2 separate regions of the Homo sapiens genome follow, and region 1 is linked to region 2. A link is an interaction called in ENCODE POLR2A ChIA-PET data of the cell type or tissue named here. Cell type or tissue: GM12878. All regions are shown on one strand. Each heading gives the region's core, and the rest is flanking DNA. Links, peaks and the distances in the headings are about the cores only. Region 1 overlaps LOC105378477 (a long non-coding RNA gene). Region 2 has its middle 310 kb from the start of LINC01435.

Region 1 (15,832 bases), core at 3,296-11,295, 59 kb after region 2:
TTTTGAACTTCTTTATTTATCCTGTAAGGAAAACACTTGTTTCCTATTATACAGAAGAAGAAAAAATATATGGAGTAGAAAGCAAAATTTCAAAGGTCACATAGTGAATAAGTGAAGGAGTCAGGGTTTAAAAATGTATTGCTACAACATTAAAACTTGTTTTCTATACTAAAATTTTCCACTGAGACAAATATGACAGAAGAGTTACTGAGATTGAAGAGTGAGTGAGGGCCTCCTTCATTGGTAACTCAGACATAGGTGATCCTATAAGTTACTATCCATGCTAGGATACTTTTGAGATGAAAGCAAGTACTCTTAATAACATGTGAAGACAACAGGTATGAAGGAGATGTTTAATCTCCCTACTAAGAGGGAACTGTTGACCGAAAAAGTAGTCCTAGTAGAACCCTGAGGTGGAAGGCAGATAGCAGTGGACTAAAGAGGTAAGAAGAGATGAAGAAAAGCAGAAAATGAGAGCAGATCATGTTACTTAAAAAATAATTTCTGGACACCAGAGGAACGATACTGAAAATTTTATGAGGGTGCTAGGTCTGGCTTAACTGTGAACTCGGTGATGGCAGAGACCATGTGCATTTCTTCATTGTTGTATCCCTAACACCTCCTACAAAGCCTGAAATCTAGAGGCACTTAATACATAAATTTTAACTAAATAACAGGGAGTCAGAAATTGCTCTTATATGGCAGAAGAATGCTGAGGATAATTGTAGGAAGAAGGGGTGAATATTATAAAGATGAGTTAAAAATAATAATGAGAGAGATGATAAATAAAATAGGAGGGATTATTGGTAAATGGCCTTAAGAGTTCAAGTGAGATAGGTGTTTCTATTTGAAGGAAAAAGGGTACATCTTTTTTATTTTTTTATTTTTGGAGATGGAGTTTCACTCTTATCGCCCAGGATTGAGTGCAATGGCGCGATCTCGGCTAACTGCAACCTCTGCCTCCCGGGTTCAAGCGATTCTCCTGCCTCAGCCTCCCGAGTAGCTGGGATTACAGGCATGCACCACCACGCTTGACTAATTTTTGTATTATTAGTAGAGACAGCGTTTCACCATGTTGGCCAGGCTGGTCTCAAACTCCTAACCTCAGGTGATCAAAGGGTAACTCTTTTTTTTAGTGAAGTAATAACATGATGCTATAATGACTGTATGACATACAGATAGGAGATAACTTTTCATCAGTGGTGAGGACTGAATGATAGCAATATACATGAAATATTTTCAGAAAATATGTACTGTGTGTACCTCATGCCTGGAACCCTAAACAAGCACCACCCAAAGAAGCTGAATCCTTTCCACTGAATACCTCCAGGGTGGTGGTTAACTAGCTATGTAGAGCCTAAGCAGACAAAATTTCCTTGGACTGGGTTTCTAGCAATATGGGTATTCCCTGCTTGGCCAGGACTTACTGAGAGCCCTTGAATAATCTGCTTCCCCTTGCAGCACCAAATGGGATTTTGAACCAGATAATAAGTTCCCACAGGACTGAAGGCCCTGTGCCAAGACAATGACCAAGTTTTCAGTAAAATGATAAAAATCAGAAAAAAAGAGTTCAGTTTTTCATGGGTCTAAATTTACTCCATTTAATAACTATTCCTATTCTGAATCATGTATTTCCCCATGTACATTTTTCTTTTTATGAAATCCATCTCTAACAGCTGGATGTCTGATTTCAGTGTTTCATATTTTAGGGACCTGACTTAAGAAATTTATTTCCCAAATTATATGCTTTCTTGAAATTTACCTGGATTTTACAACAGGTGGATCTGGAGCCCATTGAGCTAGAGCACCTGTAAGGTTCTGGGCTCTGTGATTTGCTTGACAAAACTTGAGATTCTGAACTTCCTTTGATGGCTGAGTTTTGAAAGGAGAAGAGGCTGCAGACTCTTACTGATGCCTATGGAAGTCCAGACAACCAAATAATTGATACTTCTTGATTGGGAGAGTGTGAATGAAGAGTTTTGGGGGATAAATATCCTCTCTAGATGTGTCCACCTCATAACAGTAATAAATTATTTATGTTTACCTACACAACATGCCAGAGAAAGTCCTCAAATGTCCATAAGGAACAACCTGAAAGTCTGTCCTGGGAATGGACATGTGACTCGCTAGGAGAAAATAAAAGAGACAGAGAATGAGGGAAAAGAGTAAAACAGTGTGAATTAAAGCTTGAGTCTATGAGTTCAGGCTTGGTGTGTCAGTTGAATTATGGAATGAGCAGGATAGCTTGAGGTCATCAAGAAGCAGGAAGATGCATGTACTAGATAGACAGATAATTATCCTAAATAAATTCCCTGAAGTAGATATAATTGGTTCAGGCTGGAAGCAAAAATAGTTTTTGTTGCTGCAAAACTAATTTTTGTGCTAGGTTTTGCTTTGGTCTTTAGCAGCTTATACATAGCACCTGGCTGTGGAAGCCATAGTGAGACAGAACCTTCAGGGGAAGAAAAAATTGAAACATTTCCCAGGATGCTGAGTTTAAGAGATGACTGTCTAATGAAGAAATGGAATCCATTATGGGATGTTTCATCAAGATATACTCAAATAGAGGACCTCGTGTATTCAGAGAAACTTCCCCAGGGGAGTTCAGTGACATATGCAATAAAGCCCCCTTTAAGAAAAGACACCATTGCAAAATTTTGCATTTTAAATAAGGTCAACTTTAGGCTTTTTTTTTAATGAATAGCTTGGGAAAAGAAGCAACTGCACTCCTTTAAATGGGTAGGTCTCCTTGTACAACTTAAATATGACACAATGTATACAGAACTTTGTTAGTCTGATCAGGCTGCCACAACAAAATACCACAGACTGGGTGGCTGAAACAAAAGACATTTATTTTCTCAGAGCTTTGGAGCTAGAAGATCAAGGTTCCAGCTGATTTGGTTTCTGATGAGGGCTCTCCCCCTGGCTTCCATACATGGAACAATGCAAGTGACCCACTTTCCACACCAGATGCCTTAGAAACAGCTTTCCAGGGATGGTACTGGATAATGCTGATTCATGCACACTCTCCTTCAGCTTGTTCCATAGTGATCAGTGCTACAGACTAGGAAATTATTTCTCACATATCTTGCAAAAAGAGAAGAATGGGCCATGCCAGAAAACAGACTGATGGGATCCGAGATATGGTACTAAACATACCTGCTGGAGGAGTGAGCAGCACAGAAACACAGCAGCAGAGCAGTGAGGTGGAAAGTAAGGTGAGACATAATGGTCCAGGTAGTGTCACCTCCACAGAGTACAGCAAAAAGAGTCTCTTTCACCATGTGAAATGAATATGAACTTGTGCCAGCTTAGGGTGAGAATAATATGGAAATTCAAGCAGACAACTGGCATCAAAATATGCAAATGTGGCTGGCTCCAGGGGTAGAACTTCAGGTAGGGCAAAGGTAAGAGGGAGAAAACTGATATTCAGTAAACATCTAATTTTTACAAGGCACGCTTTATAATCTATTGAATTTACTTTTCATAATACTACAAGACAGTATTTTAAACCATTTAAACTACTTTTAACAGATAAAACAAATGAGGTTGAGAGAAGCCAAAGAACCTGCCTGTATTAATCAGTTTCTCCAGAGAAACAGAAACAATAGAACAGAATAGAATATAGTAGAGTAGAATAGGATAGAATAGAATAGAATAGAGAATAGAATACAGTAGAGGATAACAGAATAATAGAGATTTATTGTGAGGGATTGCCTCACACAATTATAGAATTATAGAAGCTGAGAAGTCTTATGATCTGCAAGCTGGAGGCTGAGAAACATCCCTAGAACAATTCAGTTAAAACCCTACACTCCGAGAACCAGGGAGCCAATCATGTAAGTCTCAGTGAGTGGAAAGGTCTAAAACCAGGGACACTGACATCTGAGGGCAAAAGATGTCCCAGCTCAAGAAGAGAGCAACTTCACCCTTCCTCCACCTTTTTATTCTATTTAGGTCCTCAACAAATTGAATGATGCCTATTTGTGTTGGTGAGGGCAATCTTCTTTACTCAGTCTTCCTCTCCAAATGCTAACCTCTTCCAAAAACATCCTCATAGACACGTCCAGAAATAATATCTTACCAGCTATCTGGGCACCTCTTAACTAAGTCAAGCTGACACATAAAATTAACCATTATAGTCCCCAAAGTGACAGAACTGATTGATTAGTGGTAGGCTCAGGATTTGAATAAGGTTTCTGTGACTCCAAAGCCATTGTCTCTCCACTGGGAGACCAAGCACAAAACAAAAGCTGGAGATAAAACAGAAGCTCAATTCTCAGGCTTGAAAAATTAAGGCAAAGATGTTCCTAGAAGTGGTACACAAAGGGGAAAGAGAGATAGCAGAAAGGGTACTTGGTATCAATACAGTAATCACCTAGAGCCCTCTAAATCCTCTCAACCAGGGAAGGGTTTAGTCCTGAAGCCTGATGTGTGATTGCTCCTGGAGGTGGAAATCAAAGAGCTCAGTTTTCAGATTTGAGGAACTGAGGAGTGGAAAAAGAAGCCTCAGACACCCGTAGATATGGGGCAGGCTTACAGATAATGGCCATGACCATGGAACAAAGCAAATTTTTGATCCACTTGGGGACTGAATGCAGGACTTCAAACATAATTTGAGTTGAGCTTTAACTGAACTAATCAATCTGACTATCTGAGGCTGTAGTGTTCAAAACAATATGTGGAGAGGGCAAATAACTTGCAGGCCAGTGCAGGGGTCAGCATGCACATTATCCTCTTGACACAGCAGCATGGAGCTTTCATTAAAAGAAAAAAAAAAACCTCTAGTGGGATATTTGTAGCATGTTTGAAATTGAAGATTAATTCTCAGCACAGAGAATAATTTATGTCAGGCTTTGTCATACAAGAGACATAACTTGGAAAAATCAGGGAGAGTCACTAAGTTCTAGGAAGACAGAGTTCCTGAAGAACTGCTGGTGTGTGTATTTCCTATTATGGTGACAAGCCTGGGATTGAAATTGTGAGGATCTTCTAATCTGATGAAAAGATAAAATCCCTAGAAGAAAACCTAGGCCATACCATTCATGACATAGGCATGGGCAAGGACTTCATGTCTAAAACACCAAAAGCAATGGCAACAAAAGCCAAAATTGACAAATGGGATCTAATTAAACTGAAGAGCTTCTGCACAGCAAAAGAAACTACCATCAGAGTGAACAGGCAACCTACAGAATGGGAGAAAATTTTTGCAATCTACTCATCTGACAAAGGGCTAATATCCGGAATCTACAATGAACTCAAACAAATTTACAAGAAAAGAACAAACAACCCCATCAAAAAGTGGGCAAAGGATATGAACAGACACTTCTCAAAAGAAGACATTTATGCAGCCAAAAGACACATGAAAAAATGCTCATCATCACTGGCCATCAGAGAAATGCAAATCAAAACCACAATGAGATACCATCTCACACCAGTTAGAATGGCGATCATTAAAAAGTCAGGAAACAACAGGTGCTGGAGAGGATGTGAAGAAATAGGAACACTTTTACACTGTTGGTGGGACTGTAAACTAGTTCAACCATTGTGGAAGTCAGTGTGGCGATTCCTCAGGGATCTAGAACTAGAAATACCATTTGACCCAGCCATCCCATTACTGGGTATATAACCAAAGGATTACAAAACATGCTGCTATAAAGACACATGCACACGTATGTTTATTTGGCACTATTCACAATAGCAAAGACTTGGAACCAACCCAAATGTCCGACAATGATAGACTGGATTAAGAAAATGTGGCACATATACATGATTGAATACTATGCAGCCATAAAAAATGATGAGTTCATGTCCTTTGTAGGGACATGGACGAAACTGGAAACTATCATTCTCAGCAAACTATCGCAAGGACAAAAAACAAAACACCGCAAGTTCTCACTCATAGGTGGGAATTGAACAATGAGAACACATGGACACAGGAAGGGGAACATCACACTCTGGGGCCTGTTGTGGTGTGGGGGCAGGGGGGAGGGATAGCATTAGGAGATATAACTAATGTTAAATGATGATTTAATGGGTTCAGCACACCAACATGGCATATGTATACATATGTAACAAACCTGCATGTTGTGCACATGTCCCCTAAAACTTAAAGTATAATAAAAATAAATAAATAAATAATAATAATAATAATAATGAAAAGATCAGAGACACTAAAGGTAAGCTGTTCTCATAACAAAATAGAATTACAGGACAGTTTGGGGCAGCCTGAGCCAAGTGGTAAAGGATATGTCAATGCAACAGAGTGCTGGGACCCAACCAGGGAGACCCTAGAATTCTGTGAAAGGAGCAACCTTGCATGATACAACTTTCTGTTTCCTCCCCACTCAGCAGAGAACCTCTTTCTGAGGTGGCAAAATCAAACTTCCTTAATTTACTTCCCTTGTACATAGACCCTGGCCTGGACACACTGATCCCCGAGTCCCTACCACTCCAGCAACTAAGTGGAATCCACATGCCTGCCTTTAGTATCAATGGTGGGGAAGCAAGGGAGGGTCTTCCCCAGGAATTCAGGAATTGATAGATTGCAAGTCAGTTTGCGTTCTTAGATTTTTCTCCCTTGGCCTTCTCTAAAGAAAACCATTGGTAATTGCTGGATGCATAAATGACGTCTACAGAAACATGCTGTACCCAGCAATGTGGAGGTTAGTTGGAAAATTCCCCTGCTGGACTCCCTAGTAATGTTCTTTTATTTCTTAACAAATGACACTGCCAGCTGTTGAAACTTGAGGGTCTGATCTTGCAAGTTTTCTAATGATCTCCCTGAACACCTTTCCTTGAAAAATCTCTCTCTTGGCCAGAGGCATGTGCCCTTCACCACTGCATGCAAACATGCCACAGGCTTCTCTCACTCCCTGGAAAAGGAAAAAAATGATATGGAGAGAAAATTCTAATCAGAACCTGGACAGTTAAATCCCAATCCAGACACTCCAACCAACTAACTTTTGGACCTGTCAGTGTCTCACCTGTAGAATGGCCATGGCAATCCCCAGTCTACCAACCTCAGGATTGCAACATGGAGGCAAGGTGATCATTAAGGTGCTTCGGGAAACATAACACTTGCAGCTGACATTTATTTAGTGGAAACTTTATGTCACATATTTTTCTGAGCACTTTACATGTGTTGTCTCATAGGTATACACTATTATTACCCCACTTACCCATATGGAAACTGAAACAAAAAATAAGTTAAGTATTTACCAATGGTCACACAGTGAGTAGTGGCAGATAGAAGATTGGAAGATCTAGGCAGTGGGTTCCAGAGACCAAGGGCTTTACCTTGGTGTTCTCCAGCTATTGTGTTACCGCTGGTTAATATTGAGAAATTATCTCAAAAGGGAATCTCCATTTTCTACTCCCCACTTCCACCCTAAACATTCATATATAGCTACCATCAAGCTCCATATATCCACCAGACTCTCTTAAAAGCACTGCCTTTATTGTCCCTACTTTTCATGATTGCAACAAGACAACATTCAGATTCTACTCTGTACCAGTTGCACACAAAGCATCATAACCTCCTGAATCAAGGGATCTTCACATGGCTCCACATGGCTAGGAGAACTTACTCCATGTGGAAGGCTATGGAATGTTTCCTGCATCCCCAAACTCTGGTCAGAGAAGCTGAGTAAGAAGAACAGGCAGAGACAAAGGCATGCATGAATATGAGAGTAGGACTTAGGGGACAGACAAAGTTCAAATGGGTGAGGATGAGATACCATGATTGGCTTTTTAGCTGCCATATTCAAAGTTCTCATCATAGAAGTTCTCACTTTGGGTGGGCCTCAATACCAAAACTATTTACTTTGAAGCCCTTCACAAAAAACTTTTTTCCACTTCCCCCTGATTTAGAAGAGTTTAGTCCTTTGCAGATGTTAAAAAATTTGTGGCTGGGTGTGGTGGCTCATGCCTGTAATCCCAGCACTTTGGGAGGTCAAGGCAGGCGGATCACCTCAGGTTAGGAGTTCAAGACCAGCCTGGTCAACATGGTGAAACTCGGACTCTAATAAAAATACAAAAATTATCGGGGCATGGTAGTGGTTGCCTGTAATCCCAGCTAATCAGGAGGCTGAGACAAGAGAATTGCTTGAACCCAGGAGGTAGAGATTGCAGTCAGCCAAGACTGAGCCACTGTACTTCAGCCTGGATGACAGAGCAAGACTCGGTGTCAAAAAAATAAAAAATAAAAAATAAATAAACATAAAAATTAAAACAGTTAAAGATTATTTGTAGCCAAGTCAGAAATTTAAGATTGGGGATGCTGCTCTTCTTCCAAATCAAGTTGTAACTAAGAGACAACCATACCATTGCTCTTGCATTCCTTATAAACTTCTAGTAAAAGAACCAGTACTCAGGATTAAACCTATTTTACTCAACTCTTTTAAGGACATTATGAGACTGAGAATTTTAGCAAAATCCAAATTTTCCTCTAGGGAGTTTGCAGACCCTGAAGAAGCATAAAATGTAAAAATACAGTGAATTACTATAATTGCAGTGTTAAAATTCCTCCTGGCTGATCCAGCATCCTTTATGGGATGCTGAATTAAATACTAAGCTAGTTTAGCATTAGAGGCCTCTGGAGACTATTTTTCATTTTGTCAAACCTCACCTGCAACTGTGAAAGGAAGTCCAGATACGGAGGCTTTCACCTTTGTGACTCTTATGGTAAACAAAAGTGCCCTCTCAACTGGCTCAACATGAAGGCAGTTCAGCAATGAACATAGCTCAACAACGAACACTGGCATTTCTGCATCTTTAACCCCTATTTTATAAACATCCTTGGTGTTTTCCTACCAGTCTTATCAATAAATGATTATTTATTAAATATCTCCTATACGGCAGACCCTGTGAAATTTCTTGTATTATATAAGAGTTTCTATTATCTCTGGGGAGACTTTAAAAAATTTCATAATAATGAAAAGGAATGGTTGGTTAAGACTCAAAAGGAAAGTAAGTGCTACAGAAATGTAGAGGAGGGTGTTCCAACTGGAACAATCAGAAACAAATAAACAAAGAAAAATCTTTAAACACACGTGTGAGACTTGAACTAGACTCAAGAGGAATGATTCAGAATGATAATTAGATGGAGGTGGCCTTCTAAAAGGAGGATTAGAATTAAAGAATGTGCCTACTTATGTGACAGGCATCGGGGAATTTCAGGATTGGGTAAGCATTACCTTCTGTTGGAAAGTGTCCTGCATACACAGCCAGGAGACCAGGAATCAGAATGACACTGGGCTACATCTTTACTCCTGACCTCAATCTTCTCATCTGTTCCATGAGGAGGTTGGCTAGATGACACACATGATCCCTTCCAACTCCATAACACACTTTTGTTTGGACAACAACATTGCAGTCAGAACACAGAATATTCTGCCTTGAAAAATTCCTCTGCTGTGAGACAATACATAGTATGGTCAACGCATCTTTTCAAAGGTATCATGATGGGAATGACTGAATCTTCGTGGTCACCCTGACTCTTTCAGTTTTTACTGTGGCTGCTATTTGCTAATAACTCATTTGGTAAACATGCCCCCAGCGTCATGTGTAGTAGACCTTGGGGGATGGGAGGTAATTAGGCACCTTCTCAAGAAGGTTGCAATCTAAGGTGCCATAACCTGGAGCCTGTGGGCCAAATTCAGGTCAGGGATTATATTATCATGCAAGCCCGTATTTTAAAATGTTGATAAGTTACTGACAATTTCTCATCAAGGACAAAACAAAGCAAAAAACACCCTGTCTATCTAGCTGGAGAAGCATTGATTGGGAAGGGATTGTGGGAATGCTCTCACTGGCCCATGTTTCATGACTAGAAGGTTTCATTAGAAGGAGAAAGAACTTCCCAGAAATCAGTAATTGGTATGTCGAAGGAAAGTATCCCCATATCTGAACCCTTTGTGGAAACTCATTTCATTAGACATAAAACTTCATGAGGGTAAAGACAGCAAATCAAATAAATAAGACCCACCCGTTGGGGGTTACTGTCTAATTTTTATCTAGTGCCTGCTTTTTCTATCCAAAAGTTGTTCCATTCATTTAAAAGTGAGAAAGACCATTTATTTTGACCCACATTTTTATGACCCAGTCTTCCCCCGTGCTCTTGTAAATTTACATTTTTGTCTGGTATTTGCAATCTTTATGGTGCCATTTTTGCCTAGTTTATTTCTCTTGAATTTAAATGCCAAGGCAAAATAGGCTCCAGCAAAAAGCTCCAGGCACCAGGCACCTGGACATTTTTGTTTCTTGGGTTTTGCCAATTAAATCAAACTTACTCTGAGACTGCCTTGGGAAGAGACAGGCTTAATACCCTGGTTAGCAAACAGAGGAGTTACAGTCACACTTGACTTATAGTCTGTTTAAACTACAAATCAGCTTCAATTTGTGGTTTCTACTTCCTAAGAAATGGAAACCTTGGGGATATCATAGAGAACATAACTGTCAAGTCCCAGGACTCTAGACTTGCTGGGGTAAAGGGAGGAGGATAAGAGATGAATTATATAATTGCTGTATGTCCAATTATTCAAGAGAGTGCATTTATTTAAGCCCATTCTTATGGAACATGTTGGATGTACAAGCAACTCTGAACCAAAGACATCCAACAATTGATCTCTGGCGAAACATATACTGCAGGTCTGAAGAATTATTCCTGTTCTTCTGTGTCCTGGTTAAAAATTTTAACTTAAAACTATCTCGGAACCTTCATTCCACTCGCAAATCAAGTTGGAACTGAATTCTTGGAAGGAGCAAAGAAAGAAAAATTATCTCAGATAAGTTATTTTTAAACTTAGATTAAACGCATATTATTGATATAGGATAATGTTGCTGCGATTTTGCTGTCTATCATGGTTCTGAATGATGAATATACTCAATCGGCAGGACATAAATATATTTTATTCCTTGTGCTTCTAGAATTTTTGGACATTCCTAAAATATAGTGGTTGAAGGAAAACATATTGAACATAGTACTTCCTAGTACAACTAGCATACTATTTCAAAATCAGTTTATTCCATGGTTCCTGATTTTTGGACTTCAATAGATTATTTTATTTCACTTTCTGGGCCTCCAACTAGAGCAAGATGCAAACAGAGACAATTTTACTTAGGTGAATAACCAAAGTTATGTTTTGGTTTATTCATGTTTTAATGTAATCTAAATTAAAGATAGATTTTAAGGTTTAATTGAGTTAAATTAATAGGTTTATCTCATGAAATTGTTTATAGCCATTAAATGGGATGAGGTACGCCTACATGCATGGATAGGGAAACATGGCTAAGAAGTAACATCAAGTGAAAGTTCAAGCTGCATAAAAATGTGTAATATGATCAAGTTTGTGTAATCATTTGCTATATAGATAATTTAAATATATATATATATACACACACACACACATACATGTGTAATGTTTATCCATGAACAGAAAAATGTCAAGAAGGAGATATATATATGTATATATACACACAGTACTAGTCAGAGCTGGAATCTGATCAGGTAAAAGGTTGTTTTGCCATCACAGGCAGGAGAACCTTGGCTTCTGGCAGGAGGAGCGTCCCAGCCAGGAGTTTTCAGCTTTCTAAGGCATAATCCTCTGCAGCAGCAACATTATGTTGGTATTATTCTCAACAATTAAAATAATAATAAAAAGAAAATCATAGTTGTTGCCAAACAAAATTTATGGAAGTTTGGAGGTTCTTCTTAGATTAGGAAAACAAGCAACACCAAGAAAGGTAGATGGAAAAGAGGAAGAGGAGGGATGATGGAAGGGTCTGGAGATTGCCTGCCATGTTTCTGCCTTTTGCCAGAGCATGTTTTATTTTATTTATTGCTTTTTTCCTTTTTCACGAGTGCTGACCCAGACCATATTTCTAAAATGCAGAAGTGTCAGTCATGTTTGGAGATAGGTTTGTCTCTCCACTGAGGCACCAGTAGCCTCCTGGTAGCCCGTTTCCTTCCTGAGTACATTTCTGTAAGACAGGTGATATCAGGACAATGAGACTGCAGATGACACAGAGGGAGTTCACAGCATTCACCCTCACAGCTTTGTTTTCAAAAAGTCGCTGCAGGTGACACACTATGAACAACATCCTGATGCTGAAATCACCGGCATCAAGGAGCTAAGATCCCAGAGAAACACCTGACCTTGCTCTATAAGCTGGAAGAGTTTCCAGCTGGGAGAACCAGCTAGAGGAAAGAGCCAATGGCAGTGTTCTCCATTACTCTTCATCCTTCACCGGTATTTTTGTTTATTACCACTCAAAATGCTCAATCAGTCCCCAACTGAGAAAAATCCCTACCTTGAGGAGTACACAAATATTTTTGGATAAAGCAAGTGGCTTCCTCATATAAAGAGGTCTGGGTTTTTTAGCTTCATTTTTTCTGGAAGTAACTATTTTCTTGGTTCATGCCAATTTATTTTTATTTTTATTTTATTTATTTATTTGTTTATTTATTTATTTATTTATTTTGGAGACAGGGTCTCACTCTGTCACCCAGGCTGGAGTGCAATAGTGCGATCTTGGCTCACTTCAACCTCCGCCTCCTGGGTTCAAGCAACTTTTCTGCCTCTGGCCTCCCCAGTAACTGGGATTACAGGCACATGCACCACACCCAGCTAATTTTTGTATTTTTTTTTTTTTTTTGGTAGAGATGGGGTTTCACCAAGTTGGCCAGGCTGGTCTTAAACTGCAGACATCTGGTGATCTACCTGCCTCGGCCTCCCAAAGTGCTGGGATTACAGGCATGAGCCACCACACCTGGCCTTTGTAAAAAAATTTTTTCTAGGAATTTTGACCACCTGTGTCACTGTCATTTGAAATTAGTGTCTGCAGGACTCCTGCCTGTCTGTTAGGAGACAGCTTGTGTCTCCTCAGGTCAAGGCTATGGCTCTGATCTAACCTTGATCATCCGTGTGATCCTACAAACCTGCTCCAGGTCCCTCGGCCCCCTCACCTGGCACTCTGGGCATTTGCACACATACAAGAATAATCTCTGTTATACCAAGTTAAGCCTTGGCTACTGTCCCTTGCTTTTGGAAGGTTTTGACTTCCCCTGTGTGATTATCCTAGCTGATAAGAAAGTACTGATGCCACCTCTCTTTTCTGTGGGAGAACCGGCATACATACAGTGCAAGACTCTGCTTCTCAATTCCCAAATGCTTCATGCAACACAGCAAGATTAAAACACTCCCTCATATACAGTGCCAAGAAGCCTTAAATGACCACCTGACATTTTGTACAAAGTCACACATGGCTATTTTTGCTACATGTACTTCAATGGAGCTGTCCACAGGTACTTACTCTGCTTCACCTGATCACTTACCACTCTCAGCTGTAAAATGTGGCCATCCCATAATATCTGGGGAGAAAGATCCTCTCTGGATTATGTCCCAACAAACAGAAGATATACTCATCTTCATGTGATCTATTGCTTTTAATTGGTTGACTCGAACCTGTTAATTAAAGATGAGAATATTGTGGAGAATTTAGGATACCTCCATTACCCAACACAACCCTGCTCCCTCCTGTCTTTCCTTTAACCTCACTTCATGAGAGAATACAGCTCTATTATTGTATTCTCCATTGGAAACAAAGTTGGAAATTCAAACACTAGTATTTTCTTAACTTCAAAATGTACTAAGTGAGAAAGGAGAAGCAGATTATATGGCTTTTTACCAGAATCACCAAAAACTCATTTACCAGAGATGGACACCACTCAGTACTCAGCATTAGCACAGAGGACAGGAGTAAATGGAAACCAACAGAAGATGGCTCACCATTTACACGGGACACATGAGGGATGTGGTTAACACAGTTGGTTACATTAGCCACAGATACTGATCTGGGGTTACCAGGAAAACATGAAGAACATGTACAGAAGGTTACTGAACAAGGACCAACAAGAAAAATATCTACCTGTACTGAAGAGAAACCACAGTTCAAACACAGGCGTGCCTCAGCTCAGGGTGTCTGTGCTCACACATGCCAGTAGACTCTCTATTATATCAACCTTGGTTATTGGTTCCTGAGAGCTGTTCTGGGGTCAAACCTCCAGAATAATTTTTGTTTCTTCAAAAATCAAGCATACATTCTACCTTCATACTAACCACAGCTCCCCAAATGTAAGATCAGCTACCTACTGAGGAAGCATGATCCCTAGCCATGATGGTGTTCAGTGAGAGTGAGATGCTAGAGGCTCCCTGGTCCTGATGGTAATGAGTAGGAGGATCCATGCCTCAGTCATGGCTGCATTAGGTAAACTCTAACTCTACTGATACTTTCTCAGAGCTAATATCCCAAAGCAACAAAGCTGTGATTTAATACACACTCATAACAACATTATGACTATTTTCATCATTCATGTGAAGAAACTGAGGCTCACAGATATTAAATGACCTACTCTAAGTCATATGGATGATTAGTGGCAAAACCAGGGCCAGCCTAGGCCTGGTCAACTTCCAGCCCAATGCTTCATTCTCTGGTCTCCAAGCAAAAAGGCTACATGCCTAAAGCCTGGATGTCCATAAAATAAATCCCAAAAAAGACTACGGAAAGCAGCACTGGCCCAGTGCTGAAGAACAGACAGGGAGGGCTGGTGGCAACTTCCCCTGGGCCCTTGGATGCTATATCTGATTTTTCTTTCTGGGATCATGGCCTCACATTTCACCCAACATCATAATTTATCAGGAAGAAGACACTGCTGAGGTCACATCATAATCTTAAGGCCTTGGTCCCTGGAAGCTCCTCTCAGTTCAAACACTTCATGCAGTACCTTTTCTTAGTTTGGCTCTGTCTGAGGTAGGCTGGAAGCTGACACAGTGAGGGAAACGACTTGCTCTTCCACGCCAAATGGTTAAAGTGTTCATTCCATGAATTGGAAAATGAGCCTGGTGCAAAAGAAACTACCTATCTTAGGTTCTAGTTGGAGAGAAGTGTGTTGCATCCAAGCTATGTGGACCAAGAGGACACATGTACAGTATTTCTGCCAAAAAATTCACAGGGCCATAGTACTTATCAGGGAAAAGATTTTTTTCTTGTTTTTCTCCTCCTCCAGATTCTCCTTCCCCTTCTGCTCCTCCACATCTTTCTTCCTCCTTTACTCTTCCTTCATTTTTTCTTTTTGGCAGTTTGTCCCCTTCATACAGAGTATTTATAAAAATGTTTTAAAGCATTTTGCCCTGCCACACAAATAATCGTGAACAAATAAAACAAAACAAAATAAAACAAAACAAAATAAAACACCATGGGACAGATTACTGTAAATATTTTAAAAGGGGTCTGATATGCTTAGCCTTTGTATCCCCACCCAAATCTCATCTTGAATTATAATCCCCATTATCCCTGTAGTGCCCATGTGTCAAAGGAGAGACCAGGTAGAGGTAATTGAATCATGGAGGTGGTTTCCCCCATGCTGTTCTCGTGATAGTGAGTTCTCACATGATCTGATGGTTTTATATGGGGCTCTTCCCACTTCGCTCAGCACTTCTCCTTCCTGCCACCATGTGAAGGTGCATTGCTTACTCCTTTCTGTCTTCCATGATTGTAAATTTCTGGAGGCTTCCCTAGCCATGCTGAATTGTGAATCAGTTAAATCTCTTTCCTTTATAAATTACCCAGTCTCAGGCAGTTCTTTATAGCATGATGAAAATAAATGGACTGATACAGGGACTTAGTGAAGAGAGAGATGTCTTGGATATGAGCCAATAGTAGATTAGAACATATGGAAGATTTTGCCTTGGGTAAACTAATTTAAGGAACATGAAATCACACCAACTAAGACGTTATGAGTACCCTTTATGACAGACACTCTGCTAAATAT
Region 2 (15,832 bases), core at 5,348-13,347:
ATATACACGTTAACCACATACACGCATGTGAAACGCACACACACACAGGCAAATACAGCATACACCTCAAGTTTGAACCAAACTACAGCATTTTTCTGCAGAAATACAGTAATCCTCCCTTATCCTAAGTTTTGCTTTCTGTGGTTTCATTTACCCATGATCAAGTGTGGTCTGAAAATATTAAATGGAAAATTCCAGAAATAAACAATATATGAGTGTTAAAGTGTGTGTCATTCTGAATAATGTGATGAAATCTTGTATGATCCTGCTCAATCCTGTCAGAAACATGTATCATTCCTTTTGTCCAGCCTTCCCACACTGTCCATCCTACTTGCTCATTAGTCACTTAGAAGTCATTTTGGCTACCAAATGGTATTGCAATGCTTGTATTCTAGTAGCCCTTATTTTACTTAACATGTCCTCAAAGCACAAGACTAGTGATGGTGGCAATTCAGATATGCTAAAAAGAAGGCACAAAGTGCTTCTTCTAAGTGAAAAGGTGAAAGTTTTTGACTTAATAAGAAAAGAAAAATAGTCATGTACCGAGGATGCTAAGATACGCAGTAAGAGCAAATCTGTCCTCGGTAGCAACTCTGCAGGGCATATGATAAATCCAAGCATAGGCATTTTATCATGTGACCTCATCAGCATAAGAAGGGTGAGTACAGTACAATGAGAGATTTTGAAAGAGAGACTGTATTCATATGACTTTCATTATAGTATATTGTTATAATAGTTCGATTTTATTAGTTATTAATCTTTTACTGTGCCTAATTTATAAGTTAAATTTTATAATAACTATTTATGTATTTATGTATAGGCAAAAACATAGCATATATGGGATTTGGTACTATCTATGGTTTAAGACATCCACTGAGGTCTTGGAACACATCCCTTTAAGATAAAGGGAGAATATTTATTTGTTTTGGTGCCTAATTCTGGACTTTGAGCTTAAAAGAAGCAAACTCTACTATCAATATCACTTCTGCATTGAACAGGGGAGAAGAGAGGACTAACAAAAAAGAACAAATCAACTGTGTCACTCTTCAAATTCAGAAACAGAATCATGCACCATTTTTTTGTTTTTTGAGACGGAATTTCACTCTTGATGCCCAAGCTGGAGTGCAATGGTGCAATCTCGGCTCACCGCAACCTCTGCCTCCCAGATTCAAGTGATTCTCCTGCCTCAGCCTCCCGAGTAGCTGCGATTACAGGCATCCGCCACCACACCCAACTAATTCTGTATTTTTAGTAGAGACGGGGTTTCTCCACGTTGGTCAGGCTGGTCTGGAACACCTGACCTCAGGTGATCCACCCATCTCAGCCTCCCAAAGTGCTGGGATTACAGGCGTGAGCCCCTGTGTCCAGCCAGAATAATGCACCTCTTATGAAAGACTTCACAGTTTAGAAAGTAACCTAAGTTATATGGAGAGTGAATGATCCCTGACAGTCCTGTAGTTCATTAGAGGATTTTCCTGTTACTTACCTATGATGGTGAATAGGGAATATTGAATGATGATAGTGTCAGCTGAGTTCATTTTAGCAAGGTCAGGGTGATGGGTTTTTGGACTTGGGCTGTCTGGGAATGATCCATAGATCAGGGGGAATGTGTAATTAACATTGATACTTCCAGAGTTCCAGCCATTCACCAGAGATTACCTTGAACTTAGTGATTTCTTCCCCCTAAGAGAAAAACCACCTTTTACAAGGAATAAGCATTTTGCTCTTTTCTAGTGATAGGGGCATATAAGCTCTTGGGTCCCTGAGAAGAACAAAATAAACAACAGGCTAGTAGGGGAAAGGGGGAAAGAAAAAGGCTGGTCAGCTGCATCTCCTTGGGAATGTCAATTTTCTACATCTTAATTGTAAAATGAAGATGGTAGATGGCATTAATTCATGTTCATGCAATGTTGTTTAGGGATTACATATTTACGATATGTCAAAATCTGGGCTTAATATTGAAGATATAAAGGTTAAAAAACCCCACATATGACCCTTACCCTTGTGGAGGTGACAGTGGGGGAGATGAACATCAATCAACATACCCGAGAAGATTGTTATATTTTGGGTTCCTAAAAAAGCAGGCTCTGAGATGGAGGTTAGTTTGCAGGTTTGTCTTGTGACCACTACTTGTAGGAAGGAATGAAGGATAGGAAGCAGACTGAACAAGAAGTTGGACTGTGTTATTGTATTAGCCCAATCTCACACTGGCATAAAGAACTGCCCGAGACTGGGTCATTTATAAAGGAAAGAGGTTTAATTGACTCACAGTTCTGCATGGCTGGGGAGGCCTCAGGAAACTTACAATCATGGTGGAAGGCAAGGGGAAGCAAGACACCTGCCTCACAAGGTGGCAGGAGGGAGAATGAATGCAGGAGGAACTACAAACACTTATAAAAACATCAGATCTCGTGAGAACTCACTCATTACCATGAGAACAGCATGTGGGAAACTGCTCCCATGATTCAATTACTTTCACCTCATCTCTGCCTTGACAGGGTGGGTTATGGGGATTACAATTCAAGATCAGATTTTGGGTGGGGACACAGCCAAACCATATCAATTATCAGCAAAGTTTGTTTAGTATCAACAAGACCTCAGTCATCCTTATGAAGAAGTCTGGTCTGAGACTGCCTTCAGAGTTTTTCTGAGTTGGGCCATGTAGTCTGGACTTTCTATCCCAGTTATTAGGTGCAGGCTGAACCAGTTAGCAAAGTGGTTCTCTTCAGTCAAAGTATACACAAATATGGCTGATATTTGAGGGATGTCAGGGAGTAATTTTAATCCTAAAGGAGGATCTGAGCAGTTCATCAGAGTCTATGAATAGATGTGCAATTACGAACTGTGATAGGCACTATGAAGAAGGATTGTCCACCGCCATGGATGTGGATAGCCAGAGGATCTGACCTAGTCTGAGAAGTCAAGGAAGTCTTTCCTGAGGAAGTCATAATTAAGTCAAGATTTGAAAAAACCTAGTGCACTTCAGGGATCAAAGAGAAAGAAAAATATTTAGAAGACAGAGAGCCTAGAATGTGGAGAAAGTGAGCATGAAGTCATTAGCAGAGGCGAGACCATACCAGGCTTTGCAATCCAAGTTGAGAATTTTATTGCAGAAGTGGCAGGAAGTCACTGAAATATTCAGCATGGCAATAAGGGGGGTGGGTGTTGTTGAGGGGAGGGTAAAATAATCAGATTTACAATTTACAAATACTGATCTGGCTGCTGAGTTGAGGGGTGGAATTCTGGAAGGCAGAGTTGTTCTCTAAAACCTCCATCTAACTCTAAGTTTCTACAAGCTTTATTTCATTACTGACTTGAAAATGATCAGCTTGTCCCATAGAATATAGATTTCAAGGTGTGTAATATGGCTTTTGGGATACAATAAATGATGACTAAACATTTTATATGTATCAACTAATAATTCTACACAACCCATGAGGTATGTACTATAAGGTCTCATTTCATGAATAAATATACACATTATGAAGTATCATTATTCCTATTTTATGGGTGGATATATTGAGCCCTAAAAAGGTTATGTATGTCATCTAACTTTATGCAGCTAGTCAGTAATTCAAGCCCAGACAGCTTCACACAGACTCCTTCAATCAGACACAAAATGAAATAAAATATCATTTACATACATGTATTAGCAAATTATCATATACTTAATCAAGATTAACTAAAAAGCAGGCATTATCTGTTAAATGACAATAAGACAAAACCTGTTCTTCAACGTAACAAATATTATGTATTGTATTTTAAATGTGATTTGTGGTATATTTTTAATGATGAACTCAATAAAACATTTTTTCAGCTAATATTCAAAATGCAAAACATGTAATTTTAAGGGGTTTAGGGCTTACATATTACTGTTGTATTATTTGGAATAAATAACCTCATCTACTATAGTAAACATATCCCTAAATCATTCTGTTTTAACTTAATAAAAATGCATTTATAACCCATAAGCCCCCGTGACCACGTTTCTCATTGTTATATGCCTTTCCAGAGCCCAGAGACTAAGATGTCTTCCTTTATCAGGCTGTACCCTCCTTTATGATCCTCTGCCGCATTCTCTACACTTGTCCAACAGAAAGAGCAAGGTGGGAGCAAAGTCATGGAAGTGGCCTGCATCACTTTGTCCACTTGCCATTGACCGGAACTTAGTCCCATGGTCATATCCAGTGGAAAGGATACTAAGGAACACATAACTGTCAGCCCAAAAAGACAAGAAATGGATGTTGATGCCTGCATAACACAGTTTTCCATGAATATTAAAGATATTTACAAGTCAAAAAGTTTGGGTAATGTGCACCTACATTAAAGCAATAATTTTGTTCCTAATCCCATTTTATTTTTCTCTTGACACTCTTTGAGATATGGAAACGTTTAAATTTAACTTCTGTTTCAAAGTTTCATTTTGATTTTTTTTAATGTATTCTCCAGAACAACCACTAAATCCGTGGTCCAAACTATACCTAAAGTCCACAATGAAGAAATAACAGTTAAAAATTTGTCCATTATTTCATTCACAAAGCTGATTTTTTCCCTTAATTTCAGTAGGATTTCTACTTTGCTTAAAGTCATGATCTAAAAATTGCTTAGAATAAGTTTCTGGATATGTAATGAAAATGCACAGTTAAGAATTTGTCCATTATTCAATTCACAAAGCTGATTTTTTTCTTTGATTTTAGTAGGATTTCTACTTTGCTTAAAATCATGATCTAAAAATTGTTTAGAATAAGTTCCTGGATATGTATGTAATGAAAATGCACCTATATGCTCCAAATCTAGGGTTCAGGAATCAACTACAATATTACCATTGGTAATGTGGACAAAGATGAAGACAATGATGACAATTAGTAATCATGAGCAGTAAGCCTACAAAAATTATTACGGATTTCTTCAAAATTGCTTCAGACTCTTCTAATACAGATTTTCTAATCCCTACATTATTGTAAGATGTACAGTAATTAACCGTATGACTTAAAAAATAATTGCCAAATATCCTCCACTCTGAACTACCTTTGGAGTCTCCTTTCTCAAGACAGTCATAAAGCATACTTGAGAGTGAACAGCATGGTCCAGGGCTTTAAAGTCACCTAAGTGACAGCCAGTTAGTTGCAATCAGCACCACACAATCACAGCGTCCACAAGTTAACAAATGCATTTGTTTCTCAAATAGGAACACATTGAGCAGAAACTGAACTACTTTTTCAAGTCTGAGCCTGAGTTGAGGTTTCAATCTGAGTTAATAATGATAAGAATGAATGAAAATAAAAGTGGTATAAAGTGGAGGGTGGTTAGCTCTGACAACAGAAAACAATTCTTTCTTTCTTTCTTTCTTTATTATTATTATACTTTAAATTTTAGGGTACATGTGCACAATGTGCTGGTTAGTTACATATGTATACATGTGCCATGCTGGTGTGCTGCACCCACTAACTCGTCATCTAGCGTTAGGTATATCTCCCAATGCTATCCCTCCCCCCTCCCCCCACCCCACAACAGTCCCCAGAGTGTGATGTTCCCCTTCCTGTGTCCATGTGTTCTCATTGTTCAATTCCCACCTATGAGTGAGAATATGCAGTGTTTGGTTTTTTGTTCTTGCGATAGTTTACTGAGAATGATGATTTCCAATTTCATCCATGTCCCTACAAAGGACATGAACCCATCATTTTTTATGGCTGCATAGTATTCCATGGTGTATATGTGCCACATTTTCTTCATCCAGTCTATCATTGTTGGACATTTGGGTTGGTTCCAAGTCTTTGCTATTGTGAATAATGCCACAATAATCATACGTGTGCATGTGTCTTTATAGCAGCATGACTTATAGTCCTTTGGGTATATACCCAGTAATGGGATGGCTGGGTATATACAAGCAATGGGAAAAGGATTCCCTATTTAATAAATGGTGCTGGGAAAACTGGCTAGCCATATGTAGAAAGCTGAAACTGGATCCCTTCCTTACACCTTATACAAAAATTAATTCAAGATGGATTAAAGACATAAACGTTAGACCTAAAACCATAAAAACCCTACAAGACAACCTAGGCATTACCATTCAGGACATAGGCATGGGCAAGGACCTCATGTCTAAAACACCAAAAGCAATGGCAACAAAAGCCAAAATTGACAAATGGGATCTAATTAAACTAAAGAGCTTCTGCACAGCAAAAGAAACTACCATCAGAGTGAACAGGCAACCTACAGAATGGGAGAAAATTTTCACAACCTACTCATCTGACAAAGGGCTAATATCCAGAATCTACAATGAACTCAAACAAATTTACAAGAAAAAAACAAACAACCCCATCAAAAAGTGGGCAAAGGACATGAACAGACACTTCTCAAAAGAAGACATTTATGCAGCCAAAAGACACATGAAAAAATGCTCGCCATCACTGGCCATCAGAGAAATGCAAATCAAAACCACAATGAGATACCATCTCACACCAGTTAGAATGGCGATCATTAAAAAGTCAGGAAACAACAGGTGCTGGAGAGGATGTGGAGAAATAGGAACACTTTTACACTGTTGGTGGGACTGTAAACTAGTTCAACCATTGTGGAAGTCAGTGTGGCGATTCCTCAGGGATCTAGAACTAGAAATACCATTTGACCCAGCCATCCCATTACTGGGTATATACCCAAAGGACTATAAAACAATTCTTAATTCATGTCATTCAACAGTCTCTCCCAGTCCTAATTCTTTAATTCTCTGTGTCTTCCAGAGAAAGGAAGCACAAGATTTAGCCAGAATTCAGTGAGCATAAACTGTTTCCATGATGTTCAACAGTAAAACCTCTAAGAATAATAAAAGAAAGAGAAGGTGTCATCATCATGTTCATCATCATTATCACCTTCATCAAAGCAAACATTTACTGCTTGACTACTGTGTGCAGGGCAATGTATTAAAACTTTACATGTATTGATTTGTGTAATTGTCATTGTAACCCTGAGATTTCATGAGTTATTATATTAGTCAGGACTCTTCCAATTTCAATAAGGAAATTCCAAGTCAATGTAGCTTAATAGAGAAAAAGCAGAGAGAGAGAGAGCAGTTAGCAAATAATGAGAGATCAAGATACTGGGAAGGCAATATTCAAGCTATTATACTCAGAACACTTGTCTCACTCTTATGCGCGCTCTCTCTCTCTGTCTCCTTTTTGATCTGTCCTCATTCTCTTTCAAAAATATGACTCTTGTATGTGGCAGGGATAATAGACATCTACAGCTATAAGATATATGTACTCCTTCTTTCTCTAGCATAGAAGTGTCTAAAAAGAAAATTAACTTGCCTGGAGTCACATGTCCATTTTTTAATACCATAGGTAGTTTGGTGGAAGAATTTTTCTGATTGGTCGATTCTGGTTTCTATGGTTAACCTAAGTTAATTTATTGTTGGCCATGTCCAAATCATCTGGAGAAATATTAAAGAGGGCAGACAAAAAAATCCATGCTGTTCACAGCTAGGCTTTCCTATTTCACTACATTACATTAGAAGAAATTAAGCCCGGAGAGGTTAAAATAATTTTACTAATATAATTCATGTGTGTTAGGGTAGATTGATCCAGCTCTGACTGATTTCATGACTTATGATTTATTACTAAGCCAAATTACATTTCCAAAAAATGTCAGTTGGGCCAAAGTAGCAGCTGAACCTTCATGCTAGACATTTTCAATGAGACGGTGTACATTAACAAGCTTGAAGGAAACTTGTTTATTGTAGCTACATATTTTGAATCTTGACATCTAGTAAAGAAGGCTTAGACTTAAAGAAAATCAAGTTTAGGCTCGGTACAAGTCATTTCCATTCTGTGGGTATCTTTTTTCTCATATAAACCTCCTACCCAAATATATCATGTAGTTACATCAAGACTTAAATTATTGAACAAAGTATTTTGGAAAGCTTAATATGCCCTCATGACCACCGCCCCCCCCACCCCCGCCAAAAAAAGATAGTATAGTCGTTCCTTGGTATCAGTGGGGAATTGACTCTAGGAATCCCCATAAATAACAAAATCGGACGTGCTCAAGTTCCATATACAAAATGGCATAGTATTTGCATATAACCTATACACATTCTCCTATATACCTTAAATCAATTCTAGATTACTTATAATACCTAATATAATGCAAGTGTTATGTATATAATTGCTATACTGTTTTTGCGTTTTTTATTGTTGTATTACTTTTATTTTTTTCTGAATATTTTAAATCTAAGGTTGATTGAATCCATGAATGTGGAAATCATTCACAGGGATGGCCAACCGTATTACTTCATGTGCCTTCTATTTTGAAGTCTGCAATTGTTGTCTACTGACAGTTTCCAAAAATTTGAGGGTAAGAAATACAATGTCATTATGGTACTTTATAAACAGGAAAATTTTACTCTAATTTACTACTCAGTTCTTCTTCTTTAAGATGTCATTGTTGCTGTCTTCCTCCTCCTCTTTCTCCTTGGTCTCCTTCTATTTTCATTATTCTTATTAATATCTGATGAAGTTATCTTTGTTAACTAATCCTCTGGGTAGGAGACTTACAGGTTAAATTTCATGCTTAATGAAAGATTTTGTTTACATTCAAATTAGTAGTATTTTCCTTCCTATTAGATCTCTTCTGTTGACAGGGCATTTTCCTGGCTTTTCCATGCTAGGCATGGAATGCTAGCATGCATTCTTCTGTTACCTTCTCTCCAGAGTCTTTTTCTGTGCAACTTAAACAGTCCTTTCACTGTTTCTTATACCAAATCTCTCTTTATTCCTAGAGTTTCCAACTAACCACAGGCTGATTCCAGAGAAATTTGGACATTGATTTATTGTAAAGCCTTATCCACTGCTCTAAGGAGGCAAGGTAACAATGCTATATTTTTGAATAAATGGGTTAGAAAACCAAACCCACGTGTAGTAGGATGAAACAATGGGATTTATGCTACACCTCATTTATTCTGACAGTTGTAAAATTCCAAATCTGATTATGTGTGTTGATGCAGGCAGAGGGTAGGAAAAAGGAAAGACATGTTATTGTCAAACCAATTTTCATAGCATCTCAAAGATCATTTAATTTTGGCTGAGACTGCTGGTCATGCAGGGGATTCTGAGTGCTCTTCCCTGTCTTATACTGCAAGAAAATAACTTAATAAGAAGTGACCCATGGAACTCTACCTTTCCATTGGCCCCCATCCCTGAGACCACTTGATGACCTTTGGTTTTGAAGCAATGTTATCTTCTGGTGGACATTAATCTAAAAGGTGACCAGGGCACTGGAGTGGGAGACACTGGGGATCTTAATTTCCTTTTCATTAAGTTTCTGACTTTAGATTCAATATCAAGACAGAAAAACAGAGAGCTAACAGGGAGGGAAATATGGAAAATAAAGACAGCTCCTGAGTAGATAAATCAATGTATGGAGACAGAAGCATATTTTACAGAATTATGAATTAATCACCAAGGTACAAGAATCAGAAATGATTAATAGTGCTTGCATCTAAGGGTGAGACTGCATGTGGGAAGAAGCTGTGTGGAAAACCTTTGCTTTTTTTAGTGGGCTCACACACAAATACATACATGCACACACAGACACACATGAACACAGATATTCATTATATATGTATGACTTTTATAAAAACTATACTAGTGATTATTTAAAAAATAGGTCTAGACCAAAGAGGCTAAATTTGATATAGAATATGAAATAAGTCTAAAAATAGCACAAATATCTTTCATAAACAAACCACATAATATTCTTTGGTGAGATAAATGTTCGTGGAGGTGAATAAGGAGAGAGGTTATTAAATTTTCTAACAAATTTCTTTCAGAGACAGAGGACAAACAGATTATTTCCCAGAAACAAAGAGATTGAGAAGCTGACAGAGAAGAACAGAAGTACAGCAAGAAACAGGCACAAAGACAAACACTGAGGAAGAAGCAAATGTGAATGTGAAACAAAAAAAAAAAAAAAGGAGAGATTGTTTAGGCCAGGGGTGGTGGCTCACGCCAGTAATCCCAGCACTTTGGGAGGCCGAGGTGGGCAGATCACAAGGTCAGGACATCAAGACCATCCTGGCCAACATGGGGAAACCCTGTCTCCACTAACAATGCAAAATTAGCCGGGCGTGGTGGCTCATCCCTCTAATCCCAGCTACTTGGAAGGCTGAGGCAGGAGAATCCTTGAACTCGGGAGGTGGAGGTTGCAGTGAGCTGAGATCGCACCACTGCACTCCATCTTGGCAAAAGAACTAGACTCTGTCTCAAAAAAAAAAAAAAAAAAAAAAAAAGTTTAAATGTTTGACATTTTTTTTCTGGTAAGAATAAAGAGAATAGGCTGATAAGGAATAAAAGTAAAGTTTATTATTTTGTAGAAACAGGAATCAGTTCAGTAACAACATTTGATTCTCTACTATAATTTGTCAGCTTTTACACAGGTAAGGGCATAGACCCATGTGTGTTTGTGTGTGTGTATACTTGTGTTGGAAATATTATCTGTGGAAGTGTATACAGTTTGAAAGTGAAACTAGCCCAGATGAGCGATTTAGGAGTCCTCTAGATCATGGGTTCCCAACCCCTGAGCCACAAACCAGTCCTGGTCCCCGGCCTGTTAAAACCTGGCTGCACAGCAAGAGGTGAGCAGCAGGTGAGTGGGAATTACCACCTGAGCTCCTCTCAGATCAGTGGTGGCATGAGATTCTCATAGGAGTGCAAACTCTTGTGAACTGTGCATGTGAGGGATCTGGGGTATGCGCTTCTTATGAGAATCTAACTAATGCCTGGTGATCTGGGGTTTTTATCCACGAAACTGGTTCCTGTGGTGCCAAAAGGGTTGGGGGCCACTGCTCTAGATCCCTAGCTGCTCTGTTTAAGATTATAGTCATCAAGAAAGGAGATGCTTTCTATCCCTTTTTTGTTCTGAAAAAATGGCTTTGTGCCTGGCTTAAAAGGGTTTAGAGCACATTCATAGGCTTCTTTATAACATGATTCTTATTCAATGGAAAAATAAAAATCAGTAACGCAGTGCTGGTCAGCATAAACTCCTGGAGTGAAAAAGAAACACACATCTTGTAGATATTAGAGAACATATGAAAGTGGGAATTATTAATAAGGTACTTCGGTCTTGCTATTGGCTTGGAACTAATTAGATTATATTATCCACAATGAGAAAGTTTTCATTTTACACCTGTTTTGCGGAGCTGGTGATATCCCAGGGGCTTTTTTGCAGGGATAGCTTCTTATTTTCGAATTTCCCGATGCCCCTGGATCTGAATGATCTGAAGCTCCTTTTAGAACACACAAAGAGCCTTTAGTCTGAGGCTACTTTTAGAGTACACAAGGTTGTGATTGCTTTTCTGATGCTTTATAAGATACACCCAATCTGTTTGAAGCGGTTTAAGGAGCCTGTGTAGCACTGGCACAGACTGGAAAAGAAGTGTGGCTGGTTCTGTTCATGACACCCCAGTGCAGCTCCAGATGGGGGAGTCAAGGGTGTGGGGATCAACAAGAATATCAATGACTCCTTCCAAATTAAAAATGTATTAAAGCTAGAGACAGAATTGTTTTCTTATCTCTAACCCCTTTAAAACTCCCACAACAGTAGGCACAAAGTAGGCTAGCGATTATTAATATTTTCTGAGCTTCAGAAGCAAGGAGACGCTTGTAAATAGAACTTCATTGGTTTTGATTTAATGAATCTTGGGTGAAACTGAGGAATCTCAAGGTATAGATATCACTTAAGGTAAATCTGGTGCCTGGGAGCCACTTTTTGAGAACTACTGTAGTTAATGTTCTTAGATTCATTTTTCCGTACCTGGGCTCGCTTGTTGGCCTGTCCCTGTTCTTTCCGTTAGCTCTCTTCAGCTTCCTCCCCACTGCCTTAAACTGACTCTAGACGGAAAGAATACTCTCTAAGATTAAAAATGTCTGTCCATTTATCCCAGAAAGCGAGAGTCATGGAAGAAATAAGCCCAAACACAGAAAAAGAGACTTCATTTTCTCATTAGTATTCAACAGCAGTACATGTAGGAAGGTTTGACCTCTTTATTTTCATAGTTGAGAAATCTGGTATTCAGGGAACTCAAACGCCTGGGCCAAGATCCCACAGTTTAGAGTAAGTTGGGAAATGAATGACAGAGGCACTGGTAGAGATATAAGATTACAAGGGATGCAGAGGTCACCACGAACTGGAGGCTCCTGATTTTCATTTTAAGGGATCAACATTTACATAAAAATGGATCATTAGTCTTTTAGAGATGAAGGTTTGGCAAAAAGTGGATCATGCTACACAGCCTGGCTTTAAAAACACAAAGCGCAAGATCTTAGTTTCAGTTTACACAATGACAAGTAAAAGCCATGTAAAGTGTACAAATCTGAAATATAAGGGTCTGGTCTTATATTTACTAATACTTAGGTCATGTCTACCTTAAATGTGTCTGAGTGTTTATGACAGAGAGGGACAAAGAGAAAGAGAAAGAGAGAGAGAGACAGAGAGAGAGAGAGAGAGAGAGAAAGGGAGGCAGAGGGGAAGAGGAAATAATACAAATAATTATGTAATTGATGATAATCATTTTTAATCAACCGCGAGAGAGAGGGGGAAAGGGAGATTTCCAGAAAAGAGGTTTATCATAGTTTCAAGCAAAAAACAAACAAACAAACAAAAAACCCTCTGAGTTGAAGTTTATCAAAAGATGGCATCAGACATACAGCCTCCATAATTAAACCTGCTGCGTGTAACCCTTCCTTGAGAGAAGACAGGTATATTATGAGTTTCTCAGGTCATATGAAAAAACTCCATGTCATCCTAATTTCAAGCCTTGGTCAATCTTCAATGTGTTTTTTCCTTCTGCTAAAAATATATTTGCAATTTTATTCTGTGGGATCTACTTCCTGTCATTAATGGGTTGGAACAATGAAAGCACTTTGCCAAATATCTCAACTGTAAAATATAAATCATGTTTTATGCCATCAAGATGAGCAAAACATTTTTTCATAAATTTCCAGTTTCACCTATATGCAGTTTTGGCAAATATATAATTCCCAGGTAGCTTTGTGTAAACTGCTTGGCTCTGATGCTTTTTAATGACCTAAGTAATGTTTTGGAAGCAGCATCGCTATGTTTTATAAAACCAAGTTATTGATTGTCTAAGGACAATTTAAGATCAAGTTTGAAAGTCAGAGGGCCTTTGTGGCAGTATAAAATGAGGCTCTTATCTCTTCCAGCTGGAGAACAGAAAAAGACGTATTACAGTTTAAAGAGAGGGAAGCATCTATCAGAAGACACAGCACACTTTAAGGTTTGGCTATTTTCCAATCCCTTGTGCTGAGAGAACAGAAGACAAAGGAGTCATCTGTTTTGGAAGGACAATTAACCCCAAGCATGAGAAGGATGCAGTGTTGCTGTTACACAATGGGGACAGGGAAGAAGTGTTTAGATATATGTCACATAAGGAGGACAGGAAAGATCACTGAGAGTATCCATGCAGCAGTTCTCATACTGTCCTATCCAATTTTTATGGTACATTGACAAGTGCCTATGACCTGAGAAGCTCATGGTGATCTGGGCTCTGAAACCTCAGTGGGAGGATTTGGATTCACACAACCAGCTAAGCCATTTAGCCCAGTGGAGGTGTTAACAAAGTAACAGAAATCTAAATGTCCAATAGTAGAACATTGGGAAGGATTTAGAGTATCAGCTGCAGCCCTCAAACCAGTTCTAGCCACAGAGGCTACAGTTGGTCTTAATAATATATCTCTTGAAATTTCTCCAGGAAACGTCCCATCAAAATGTCAGAGACACTGTTTCTGATTAATCTGATAGTGCCAAGGGTAGAACTTAGTAGATGCTGTTGTATGTTGCCTACACCCCCTGCAGGATTAATTCTTTCATTGTCTTAGCTGCCAGGAACGTCACCTACTGAAAGGTCGCAGTTGCCTCCCTCCCCAAAAAATTGCTGGTGACTGATGGGAACTGACTCATATGAAGATAGACTCTTCTCCAGGGGAATTTCCTATCAATGATAGGCCAATATGCTTCCTTTGCTTCAATATGGGACATTTTTGAAAAGTCTTTCCAGCCTCAGACTCCCCAGTGGGATTGGCCAAGGCCTCTGTTACAACTACGACACTGTTCACCTTCTCTTTCCTTTTCCTCACTTTACAAATGTGGTTTCTTGGAAGACTTCCCAGAAAACTTCCTGAAGCAAATCTCAGCCACAGAGATGATTTCTTGGTCAACCTAATCTATGACAGTTCTTTTGATTTTTAATTTTTTTTTTCCAGAGCTCTCTGCTAGAAAACAGGGGAAGAAAAAAAAATCTACCTTTGACTCAGTTTTGAAAATGTAACAACTGACAATCATCCTCAACTCCTCCCTCTCCCACAATGTTGGTCTTACTCATCCAACCAATAAATAAACCTTCTCAGGGTGTTTGTAAAATCTTTCTCAAAACTATCTATGCTCCACTGATACTTACAATACCTTAGTTTTTCTGATACCCTAGTTTGAGTTATCATTATCTGCCTTCGCTAATTTTTTTTCTCTCTTACCCTTTTAAATGTATTCTTCCACTGTAGTGAGAGTGATTTTTCCAACACACAATGGGTAAAGAACCAAAGCCTTAGCTTTTTCCTAGAGATCCTGCATGCGCCTGCCCTGCTTGCATCTGGAGCCTCAGCAAAGACCTTCCTTACTTCTTCCAACTTGCTATGTGCCTTTGAATTTTTGGACCTTTATACATATTGTCTTCTCTGCATAAAGTTCGTCCTCCAATTCAACATATGTAAATACTAAATCTAAGTCCTCTCATCAAGGAAAATGGACTCTTATTCCAATAAATGACATTGTTTTAAGATAAAACAAAATAAAATTAACATATAGTTATATGCTGACATAATAGTTTTTACAAAATTTACCTAAGCATTTTTAGTCCTTTAAACTTTCCTTGTCATTTCTCAGAACCTCAATGTCAAAAACAATCTTTAAAGAAAATATTTAGGCTGAGTGCCGTGGCTCACACGTGTAATTCCAGCACACTGGGAGGCTGAGGCAAAAGGATTTCTTAAGTCCGGGAGTTTGAGACCAGCCTGGATAAGATAGCGAGAGCCTGTCTCCTCAAAAAATTAAAAAATCAGCCTGGCATGGTGACATGCACCTGTAGTCCCAGCTACTAAGGAGGCTGAGGCAGGATGATCCCTTGATCCTAGGAATTCCAGACCTGGGTGACAAAGTGAGACCCAGTCTCTAAAATAATAATAAAGAATTGATTTATATCACCTAAGAAATTCCTAATGCATTGTGTCGTGAAGATTTCAATGAAATTAGTCATTACTGTTAGTTCTATAATATCCCCTGGAATGTTGTGTCTTTATCAAAAGTAGATGTTGGCCTGCTATAATGTATGAAACTTTGTTCTAAAATCTGTTTTAAAAAACGGATAAAAGCCATTAATAAAATATACTCACTTTCACGTCCTCGACATGAAGGAAGATTCAAAATAAATGAGCAAGTAAAAGAACATTAATTAGCACATAATTAGCAATAGCAGAGTACAGTGCTCAATAATTTTTAAACAAATTGACTCTTGTACACGTTTGAGATGGAAGCATAGCCAAGTTCTCCTTGAGGTATGATTAATGTCACCCTACTATATAAATTCTCAAAACAACTCTCTTGTTAGAGAGGCAAAGTTTTATTTTATAAGGAACATCAATATCAGAATATAACTAACGTGTAACAGCAAGAAGGAAGGACATTTAAAGCATTACGTCTGCCTGTGAAGTGTAGAAATGCTGTGTGTTTCTGGAGATATAAAAACAAATATTTAAACCAGCAGCAA

What was found. ChIA-PET counts read pairs that join two places held together with the same protein. Peaks named below come from ENCODE experiments on the same cell type or tissue, not always from the same donor. Only the 100,000 strongest peaks of a DNase experiment are listed, where the experiment ranks them.
Region 1: POLR2A ChIA-PET joins it to region 2 with 11 read pairs; 2 of 35 experiments call an interaction of 5 or more read pairs at or near these places.

The regions. Positions count from the first base shown.
Region 1 is chr10:108,436,634-108,452,465 of GRCh38, forward strand. LOC105378477 (a long non-coding RNA gene) reads right to left here. Exons shown (of 5, transcript XR_946310.2): 3 at 13,337-13,466. Among named protein-coding and RNA genes, the nearest start is that of LINC02661, 260 kb to the right of the region's middle. In GM12878, for the core only: no CTCF peak of the experiment used is centred there; a DNase peak (open chromatin) is centred at 7,151.
Region 2 is chr10:108,375,586-108,391,417 of GRCh38, forward strand. No RefSeq gene overlaps it. Among named protein-coding and RNA genes, the nearest start is that of LINC01435, 310 kb to the left of the region's middle. In GM12878, for the core only: no CTCF peak of the experiment used is centred there; no DNase peak of the experiment used is centred there.